2 separate regions of the Homo sapiens genome follow, and region 1 is linked to region 2. A link is an interaction called in ENCODE POLR2A ChIA-PET data of the cell type or tissue named here. Cell type or tissue: Caco-2. All regions are shown on one strand. Each heading gives the region's core, and the rest is flanking DNA. Links, peaks and the distances in the headings are about the cores only. Region 1 holds the start of TMEM150A (transmembrane protein 150A). Region 2 has its middle 7.9 kb from the start of PARTICL.

Region 1 (5,371 bases), core at 258-5,257, 72 kb before region 2:
ACCACTAGATTTTTGGGGAGAGTCACCATGGAATGTTGACAATTACTTAAAATATTTTAAGCTCCCTTGCTGAATTCCTGTCCTGTCCCTGAGGAATCAGATGGTCATACAGCCATAGGCACCCACCCGAAATTTCCCTAGGAGTTGGAGTAATGCTAGAATTGAAGACCTTCTGAGTAAAGGGCTTCTCTGCCTTCTCAGAGGCAGGAGAATTTGCACTGGTTGTGTTAAATGTATAAAAAGCTATATGTTCACCAGTTTACTCATTTCCAATGTGTAGATGAATAAAATGTAGTGTACAAATTATTTGAAAATCCCAGAAGGAAGGTACTTTTCAAATACAGTATTTTTTTTAACAAATAAACTTACGATTTTTACAGCACTGTTTTTGCCAAGAGTTGTGAAATAACTTGTGTACTTGGGGAAGTGGAGGTTAAATACCTGCCCTAAAGTCATTCCACCACCGAGTCAGCACTGGAAATCTCATCTCTTGCTTTGCCACACTATTTTAAGAGCTGTCCCTGTTGGAACATAACAACTAGACAGACTCATGTAGCATTAGAGTTGGAAGGTCTTTTTAAAGACATCTGGTCCTACTTCTTACATGATACACAATTCCCCCTACCAACTACCTATGAAGAGCCCTTCTGTCATACGGAGCTCCATCCTGGGATAATTCTATTTTAGGAACTATTAGATTGTCATACTAAGCCAAAAGCTGCCTCATGTCCCGGATCTGGACTACTATGCCTTGCCCCCACATCATGTTAGAACTTGAGTAGTCCTCTCAGGCCTTCATCTTGATTGGATAGGGACTCAAACCCAGCTCAAGAAGATATAGTGTTAAGAATTGCAAAGCTTCCAATTAGGGTTCACAGCCCCATTGGGCAGATAAGGTGCCTACGCAGTGGGAATGCAGTTGGGCAGGAAGATGGTTCCTGTCAATTAGCAAGGAAGCACACCCTTGTCCTGAGGCACAAAGCATAGCCAGCGGCAGGTGAGCTGGATTTTATCCCCCACTGGTTTATTCAGCCAGGTGTGCTTGTACAGTGATCACTACACAGCCATACTTCTTGGCCCTGTTTTAACTACTTGTCCTAATGTGTTTAAGGACAGGGCTCTCCCGCTGGGCACGGTGGTTCACATCTGTAATCCCAGCACTTTGAGAGGCCAAGGCGAGCGGATCACCTGAGGTCAGGAGTTCAAGAGCAGCCTGACCAACATGGTGAAACCCCGTCTCTACTAAAAATATAAAAAAATTAGCTGGGCATGGTGGCAGGCACCTGTAATCCCAGCTACTCGGGAGGCTGAGGCACAAGAATCACTTGAACACAGGAGGCAGAGGTAACAGTGAGCCGAGATTGCACCATTGCATTCCAGCCTGGGCAACAAGTGAAACTCTGTCTCAAAAGAAAAAGGGCTCTCCAACAGGTTTTCTGCTTCCATTTCTGCTTTCCACTGGGTCCAAGAAGGTTTCTCCCTCTTCAAGTCATTGTGCAGTTTATTCTGCTCTACTTCTCTAAAGCACAGGACCCTGTTGTTTCACATAGCCTTTGCCTCACCAGTGTTGCCAAACTTCAGCTCCCCACGCTGGGCAACCTGCGCCTGTGCACCATTCAGGTGATGATCTGTCATCTCACAAGGGCTCCAACAGATGCTGGGACCGCCTTTGAGACAGAATGCCAGGCACACTTCTGATATGTGAAAGTATTTCCACCCTTGCAATAATTTAAGAAACATCCGGGCCAGGCGCAGTGGCCCACGCCTGTAATCCCAGCACTTTGGGAGGCCGAGGCGGGCGGATCACGAGGTCAGGAGATCGAGACCATCCTGGCTAACATGGTGAAACCCCGTCTCTACTAAAAATACAAAAAAATTAGCCGGGTGAGGTGGCGGGCGCCTGTAGTTCCCAGCTACTCGGGAGGCTGAGGCAGGAGAATGGCGTGAACCCGTGAGGCGGAGCTTACAGTGAGCCGAGATCGCGCCACTGCACTCCAGCCTGGGCGACAGAGCGAGACTCCGTCTCAAAAAAAAAAAAAAGAAAAAGAAAAAGTAAAAAAAAAAGAAACATCCAGGAATGCACTCATAGCCTGTAAGTTTTTGGTGAAGCTGGTCAGTAATTTTTCCCACACTATCCTGTTTCCTTTTCCCAGATTCCTCCGGGTCTCTCACCTTCCCCTCTTTGCTTACCAACACTGGCCATGTTAATCCTTACCTACTCTACACTGACACCTACATGTGTCTATTTAGAATGGATGTCCTCTGGTCTCTGCCGTCTTATTTCAAATAAGTGTTGATCAGTCGGGAAACACGTCTTGGACACTGATTTCTGGCTAGTACATTGTGTACTTGTATGCAGGAAAGCAAAAAGTATCTAATGAAAGCAGCCCTCCTCCGGAGTTTGCTGAGCCACAGGAACCATAAGCCAAATCCCAGGCGCTTGGATTTCTTAAGAAACAGCCAAGTCTTTGTGTCTGCTTCTCTGGACCCACCGCAGCCCTGGCCAGAGGCAGGCATGGGGCGCCACGTTGAGAGAGCTTCCTAGAGGACTCACCGTTGGCCGGTGCAGGCTGCAAAATGTGCGCAGTGGCGGAGAGACGCTCCTCCAGCCATGTGCACGGCGACAATCCCAGGTAGAGCTGGAATGCAGGCTGCCCCGAGATCCCCACCTGCTGACGCTTCCCCGGCAGGAATCGGTTAAACGGAACCTCTAGTCATCTCGGTTTTAGAGCGGTCTTCACGCCACAGCCCTCCGCGCCCAGGTCCTCCGAAGTTGGGACACCGCCCACGTTTCCCCCGTGACGCGGGCGCGGGGGCTCGGGAGTTGTAGTCTCGGGCAGGGCGCGGGCACCGAGGCCGGGGCTGCGCGGACTCCACGTCCCGGCGGGCGGCGCGGCGAGGCCTGGGGCCTCCAGGGGCGGGGCCGCTCGGCCCTTTAAACCTTTCAGGGCTGCTCCGAGGGCCGCAGCTAGAGTCGGCGCCACGAGGGGGCCGAGCAGGGTGCGGCGGCGGCGGGGCGCTCCGGGGAGGTGCGTACTGGGCTCCTTCCCTTCCTCCGGGCTTCCAGGAATCACCTGGGGACTCTCGCGTCCCGGGTCCTGGGGGGTCGCCGGCCGCAGGGTCCGGCCCCAGCCGGGGTCCCCGCGCCCAGGCGAGCGGGGGCCGGGCCGGGCTGGGCTTTCCGCGTGAACCCGCCCCTCGCCCAGGGCGCCGATGGTCAGGTGGTTGCCTGCGCGCCGCCGACTCGCCACCGCTCCACTGGGCCGGCACCCAGCCTCTCCTTGGCGTGGCCTCTTCGGTTGTCCAGCCCTTCTCCCAGCCCTGGTCCCTCAGAAGGAGGGTAACTCCCTTCCAGATGTTACGGTCCGCCTGCGTCTCTCAGCACGCCGGTGGCATTTGGGTTGACCGCGGAGGCCCCCAGTGCCAGAGGGTGTTCACGTTCTGCCGTGGGCTCAGCCCAAACTTTGGACGCTCAGAGACCCAACGGGAGCGCTGGATAAGGTGTTGACCCCCTTCCCCTCCCCCTTCCCGGCCAGTTACCCACTCCTGGACTTTGATCTCTCTCCACCAGGCCAGGACAGCTGATGGTTGTGGCAGAAACATCTCAAGGTAGCTGGTCCGCCCCCACTTCCCCATCTACCTCTTGTCCTCCCCCCAACACCACCACCACCCTGGCTCCCCTCCCTCATGACCGCCTGGATCCTCCTGCCTGTCAGCCTGTCAGCGTTCTCCATCACTGGCATATGGACTGTGTGAGTAAAGGGGGGTGCCCGGGGGGCAACAGGAGCTTGATGACGCACACAAAGTCTCTTGTCCTGTCATAGCCACGGTGGTACCCAGGGTCACTCTGGGTGTCTCAAAAGCCTGACTTGGTGCCTGGGCACACAGCCCCTTGGGACAAGCTGGCACCACTGCTGTCCAGCAGGGTGGCCCTGACAAATATACTTCTAGCCAGGGCAATTTCCAGAGGGCCTGTAGCTGGGGGCATGCTGCAGGTGCTGGTGTGGCATCAAGCCTTAGGGACCTCAACTTGAGTCCCCAGCAACAATAATGAGGCTGAATGGGGCCAGAAATCAAGGTTGAAGAGAAGGGTCATGGGGTGGGTTGAGTGGGGCTCGGGAAGGCTGCCAGGGTGACAGTTCTGTTCCCACAGGTATGCCATGGCTGTGATGAACCACCATGTATGCCCTGTGGAGAACTGGTATGAAGGACTCTGCAGACAACCTTGCTCTAAAGCTTCCTTCATCTCTGTCCCCTCTTGGGCCTGAGGCTGCCACGAGCCAGACTGCAACCCTGAGCCTCACTGCTCTTCTCTGAAATTGGTCCCCAGGCATGGCTTCTTGCCACCTACCCACTTCCCACTATCCCTTTGCCCCTTTGGTTACTGCTTCAGGCGGGCACTGGGGAGTGGGATCTTCTGTCCCTGTAGGGGAGGTCTGGGAGAGAGTCCTCTTTGAGGCCTGAGGCTATAGGCCAAGGGCCTGGGGGCAGTCCCTTCCCCCAGTCTACTCCCTGTCCTGCCTGCCAGGTCCTACAACGAGTCCTGCCCTCCTGACCCTGCTGAGCAAGGGGGTCCCAAGACCTGCTGCACCCTGGACGATGTCCCCCTCATCAGGTAAGGCCTGGACATTGGGCCGGTCAGGGAGATCTAAGGGCCTCCCAGACAGCCCCTCAAGCAAAGAGCTGTCCTTGGGTCTCAGGAACAATAAGTATCCTAAGAGCCACTTAATAACAACACTACTTGACAGTTACTGTGGGGCAGGCACTCTGCTGAGTGCTTTATATGCATTGTCTCTTTTCATCCTCCCAGGAGTGAGGCAGGTATTGTTTTCACCATTTTATAGGTGAGGAAACAGGCTCAGTCTTCCTCATCCAGGTCACACAGCTAATAAGCGGAGGCACCTGGATTTAAGCTGGAGCCCTCAGATTGCCCAGCCCGTGTTCTGGCTCAAGGATAGCCAAACCAGCCGCAGGGCTCAGCAAAGAGTGTCAGGGTTGCCCGAACACTCCTGGGCACTCCCTTCTCTCTCACACACATGAGCTCTGCTTTGGGGGCCCAGCCTGGAACCAGTTGTTCATGAGGGACCCTGGATCTTCACATAAATCAGTGGCCTGCCTGCTAAGGAGCAGGTGCAGGTAAAGCAGGGGAGAGCCAGTGAGCCAAAATGGGGGCCCCCCGGGCCTCCTGCACCCCTCTTACTCTGTCCTTCCCCCTCCTCGCAGCAAGTGTGGCTCCTATCCCCCAGAAAGCTGCCTCTTCAGCCTCATTGGCAACATGGGTGCTTTCATGGGTGAGTTGTACCCTTAGCCCTGACCCTGCGTGCCCAGCCCAGTGATCCCCACACAGAAAGGCCCAGGAAGCCCTTCTGTG
Region 2 (5,371 bases), core at 70-5,069:
CTACACATGGTCCACTGCTGTAGTGAAGTGCCGGCCCCCTGTACCCCAGTGACTTGAAACTTTTTAAATATCTGACAAAATCTATGGATCTCCCTAGAAATCACACACACACATGGACAAACATTTTATGTATAATTTCTGAAACTTAACCATATATTGCAAGTTAAGAATCCTTGCTAGGGCCGGTGCGGTGGCTCACGCCTGTAATCCCAGCACTTTGGGCGGCCAAGGTGGATCACCTGAGGTCAGGAGTTTGACACCAGCCTGACCAACATGGTGAAACCCCGTCTCTACTAAAAATACAAAAATTAGCTGGGCATGGTGGTGCATGCCTATAATTCCAGCTACTCAGGGGGCTGAGGCAGGAGAATCACTTGAACCTGGGAGGCGGAGGTTGCAGTGGAGCTGAGATCACACCACTGTACTCCAGTCTGTCGGGACGACAGAGTGAGACTCCGTCTCAAAAAAAAATTTTTTTTTAAATCCTTTGGTATCTCTCATAAATTTAAATTCACATTCCCTAGTATCTGCAGTCCCACCTCTAGAAAGCTATTCTAGTCCAGGCACGGTGGCTCACGCCTGTAATTCCAGCACTTTGGGTGGCCAAGGTGGGTGGATCACTTGAGGTCAGGAGCTCGGGACCAGCCTGGACCAACATGGTGAAACCCCGTCTCTACTAAAAATACAAGAATTAGCTGGGCGTGGTGGTGGTGCCTGTAATCCCAGATACTTGGGAGGCTGAGGCAGGAGAATCACTTGAAACCCGGAGGTGAAGGTTGCAGTGAGCCGAGATCGTGCCACTGCGCTCTCGCCTGAACAACAAGAGTGAAACTCTGTCAAAAGATAAAGAGAGGGAGGGAGGGAGGGAGGAGAAAAGAGGAGGGGAGGGGAGGAAAGGAAAGCCTGGCGCGGTGGCTCACGCCTGTAATCCCAGCACTTTGGGAGGCCAAGGTGGGTGGATCGCGAGGTCAAGAGATTGAGACCAGCCCGGCCAACATGGTGAAACCCCATCTCTACTGAAAATACAAAAAATTAGCCGGGCGTGGTGGCACATGCCTGTAATCCCAGCTACTTGGGAGGCTGAGGCAGGAGAATCGCTTGAACCTGGGAGGCAGAGGTTGTGGTGGGCTGATTTTGTGCCATTGTACTCCAGCCTGGGCAACAAGAGCGAAACTCTGCCTCAAAAAAAAAAAAAAAAAAACGAAAAAAACAAATTTATATATTTTGGATATGGAGTCTCGTTTTGTCACCCAGGCTGGAGTACAGTGGTGCAATCTCAGCTTACTGCAAGCTTTGCCTCCCAGGTTCAAGCGATTTTGGTGCCTCAGCCTCCCAAGTAGCTGGGATTACAGACGCCCGGCACCACGACCGACTAATTTTTTGTATTTTTAGTAGAGATGGGGTTTCACTATGTTGGCCAGGCTGGTCTCAAACTTCTGATCTCAAGTGATCTGCTCGCCTCAGCCTCACAAAGTGCTGGGATTACAGGCATGAGCCACCATGCCCAGCCACAGGTGTATATTTTTTTGGTTCATAGAATAAATTCTGGGAATCTGCACGCCAAACTTTACAATGAGTATCTCTGTGGGTGGGATTTATACTTTTCCTGTACTAACTCGTGTCATTTGAAATTGTAAAAATTTGTAAGAATTATTTCAGCAAGTTAACCAAAAAAGATTAGCAGCAAATGTGAGTTATCTCTAGGGTATGGAGTGTGGTGAATAAACAGGCTATAGGAGCCAGGCAGTAGTGGTTCATTCTAGTGAGCTCCCCCAGTGCAAGGAAAGCAGGCTTTTTTTTTTTTTTTTTTTTTTGAGACATGGTCTTTCTGTATGTAGTGTTGCAATCTTGGCTTACTGCAACCTCCTAGGCTTAAGCAATCCTCCCACCTCATCTTGCCAGGTAGCTGGAACCACAGGTGCATGCCACCACACCTGGCTAATTTTTATATTTTTTGTAGATAGGGGGTTTCACCATATTACTCAGGTTGGTCTCGAACAACTGAGCTCAGGTGAGCTGCCTACCTCGGCCTCCCAAAGTGCTGGGACTATAGGCATGAGCCATCATGCCTGGCCAAAGCAAGCATTTTCTATGGCACACCTTCTATGGGGAAGCTCCCAAATACCAGGTAACCTGCCTCAGAGGTGCCATCACCACTGCAGAGCCCTCTGTGAAAAGAAGGACAGCCAACCCATGCTTCATTGTGTTCATTCTTCTGAAGTCATTTGTCACCTGATGGACCACTGAACTTTTTATTTTATAAATATGCAAAGTATACACAATAGACACCCCCACCCCCACACATATCGTGGATACTGTCACAGTCCCAGCCTAAGCTTCAGTGTCCTGAGATACTCTATATGCAGGGGCAATACTGTCCTAGGCATTCCTTTAGTTTGAGAATCTTACTTGGAGATTGGACTACACTCATGGTGTCTGCAGTCTGGCTGGGCCTTGGGAACTACGTGTCATAAGTTACCTGATGGGTAGCCCTTGTGGGCGTGGCCTGGTGTGTACAGACTCTGCGCTCTCCCTGGAATCCTGCCCATGCCAGGCCTACTGCTGCCACCAACACTGGCACTGCCAGGCTCTGCCCCTTGGCCTCCTGCCATGATTTTTTTTTTTTTAAGATGGAGTCTCTCTCTGTTGCCCAGGCTGGAGTGCAGTGGCGCCATCTCGGCTCACTGCAAGCTCTGCCTCCTGGGTTCACGCCATTCTCCTGCCTCAGCCTCCCGAGTAGCTGGGACTACAGGCGCCCGCCACCATGCCTGGCTAATTTTTTGTATTTTTAGTAGAGACGGGGTTTCACCATGTTAGCCAGGATGGTCTCGATCTCCTGACCTCGTGATCCACTCGCCTCAGCCTCCCAAAGTGCTGGGATTATAGGTGTGAGCCACCGTGCCCGGCCTGTGATTTTTTTTTTGTGATGGAGTCTCACTCTGTCACTTAGGCTGGAGTACAGTGGTGCAGTCTCGGCTCACTGCAACCTCTGCCTCCTGGGTTCAAGCAATTCTCCTGCCTCAGCCTTCCGAGTAGCTGGGATTACAGGCACCCACCACCATGCCAGGCTAATTTTTGTATTATTTTTAATAGAGATGGGATTTTCCCATGTTGGCCAGACAGGTGAACTCCTTACCTCAGGTGATTGGGCTGCCTTGGCCTCCCAGAGTGCTAAGATTACAGGCGTGAGCTACTGCACCCAGCCCATGATCTTGGTTTCTTAGAAATGACACCAAAAACATAAGCAGCCAAAGAAAGATGAGCTAAATTGGATCTCATCAAAATTAAAAACTGTGTTAAAGGACACTGTCAAGAAAGTGAAAAGACAACCCACAGAATGAGAGAAAATGTTGACAAATCCTGAATCTAACAAGGGTTAACAAGGATGTGGAGAAATTGGAACACATGTACACCGCTGGTGGGAATGTAAACTGGTGCTGCCGCATTGGAAAACAGTTCTGTAGTTTCTCAAAAAGTTCAACATAGTTACTATATGACCCAGCAGGCCCACTCCTAGGTGTATGCTCAAGAGAGCTGCAACACATGTTTACACAAAAACTTGTACACAAATGTTCATAGCAACTTTTCATTGTAGTCAAAAGGTAGAAGCAACCAAATGTCCATCAACTGATGAATGGATAAATATAATGTGGTATATCCATATAATGGAATATTATTTGGCCATAGAAAGGAATAAAGTACTGATACATGCCACAACATGAATGAATCTTTTTTTTTTCTGAGACAGAGTCTCCCTCTGTTGCCCAGGCTGGAGTGCACTGGCATGAACTTGGCTCACTGCAAAATTCTGCCTCCCGGGTTGAAGCAATTCTCCTGCCTCAGCCTCCCAAGTAGCTGGGATTACAGGTGCCTGCCACCATGCCTGGCTAGTTTTTTGTATTTTTAGTAGAGACGGGGTTTCACCATGTTGGCCAGGCTGGTCTGGAACTCCTGACCTCCGGTGATCTACCCGCCTTGGCCTCCCAAAGTGCTGGGATTACAGGCATGAGCCGCCGTGCCCGGCCAACATAGATGAATCTTGAAGACATTATGCTAAGTGAAAGAAATCAGTGACAAAAAGCATACACTGTATAGTTCCATTTGTATGAAATGTCCAGGCTGGGTGCAGTAGCTCATCTTGTCATCCCAGAACTTCGGGAGACCAAGATGGGAGGATCACTTGAACTCAGGAGTTTGAGTCCAGCCTGGGCAACATGGTGAGAACCTGTCTCTACAAAAAATACACAAATTAGCCAGGGATGGTTGGCACACACCTGTAGTCCCAGCTACTAGGGAGGCTGAGGTGGGAGGATCACCTGAGCCTGGGAGGTTGAGGCTGCAGTGAGCTGTGATTGTGCCACAGCACTCCAGCCTGGGTTACAGAGTGAGACCCTGTTTCAAAAAAAAAGGCAGAATAGGCAAATCAAATCCATAGAAACAAAAAGTAGATTCGTGGTGGCCAGGGGCTGGTGGAAGAAGGGAGTGGAGAGTAACTGCTAATGGGTATGGAGTTTCTTTTTGGAAAGATAAAAATATTCTGGAATTAGATAGTGGTAATGGTTACAAAACGCTATGAATATACTAAACATCACTGATACACATCAAAAAGGTGCGTTTTATGGTATGTGAATTATATCTCAATTACAAAAATTGTCTTTTTATGTTTGGAAAAATAAGAGAAAACGACCTATACTGCCAGCTCGTTAGCAAAACTACTGTTAACATCCCTTTTGGGTTTTTAAAAAGTATAATTTAAATATATTTATAGGTAAATAGTGTAAATGTATTAGTTTCATCAAAAGTTAAATCATTGTATTATTAGCATTTTTCTGTCATCACCTTGTCTTTATATTCGTGATCATTAAGCACTCCGTGATAATAAATTCAAAGGATTTTCTGAGCAATTCCTGAGTGTTGGACATACAGGCTGTTTGAAGTTAGTTTTCCATTACTTAAACAACACTGTAAATGAACTTCTTGTGCATAGAAGTTTTTTTTATATTTGGAATTCTTTCTTTAGGAAAGATTTCCCAAAGTAGAGTAATAGGTCAGAGTAGAAGTACTGGGTCAAAGCTTATTGATTTGTGCTGCTGCAGTTATTTCCCAAAGAGACAAGTGGCTTTGGACCTGGTCAGTTCCCTTGCCACCTGTTCCTGATGTTATGCACCAAATGGGAGAAGGGAGAAGATGGTGACTGCTCCAACTTGAAAGCTCTGGATGATCAAGGAGTTTCAAGCAGTCAGATGGTCAGCCAAGCACCAATGGACAGAAAGCACCGGGAGCGATCCCTTACTTGAGCATTTTAGGGCTGTTCAATCTTCTTTGATTGATTGAGGCTCCTACTTGTGAAAAGGTGAAATTCATGGGGTTC

Evidence for each region. ChIA-PET counts read pairs that join two places held together with the same protein. Peaks named below come from ENCODE experiments on the same cell type or tissue, not always from the same donor. Only the 100,000 strongest peaks of a DNase experiment are listed, where the experiment ranks them.
Region 1: POLR2A ChIA-PET joins it to region 2 with 15 read pairs; 27 of 35 experiments call an interaction of 5 or more read pairs at or near these places.

Annotation. Positions count from the first base shown.
Region 1 is chr2:85,600,265-85,605,635 of GRCh38, reverse strand. It overlaps TMEM150A (transmembrane protein 150A), which reads left to right and starts at 2,938. Exons shown (of 8, transcript NM_001031738.3): 1 at 2,938-3,029; 2 at 3,572-3,752; 3 at 4,154-4,201; 4 at 4,529-4,615; 5 at 5,224-5,291. The coding sequence starts at 3,688. It overlaps C2orf68 (chromosome 2 open reading frame 68), which reads left to right. Exons shown (of 4, transcript NM_001013649.4): 4 at 1-382. It also overlaps a transcript of USP39 not described here. RefSeq lists silencers at 2,729-3,308, 3,409-3,468. In Caco-2, for the core only: a CTCF peak has its summit at 3,014 (motif pointing right); DNase peaks (open chromatin) are centred at 1,603, 2,885, 3,275 and 3,517; H3K4me3 peaks cover 2,812 bases.
Region 2 is chr2:85,528,291-85,533,661 of GRCh38, reverse strand. No RefSeq gene overlaps it. Among named protein-coding and RNA genes, the nearest start is that of PARTICL, 7.9 kb to the left of the region's middle. In Caco-2, for the core only: no CTCF peak of the experiment used is centred there; no DNase peak of the experiment used is centred there.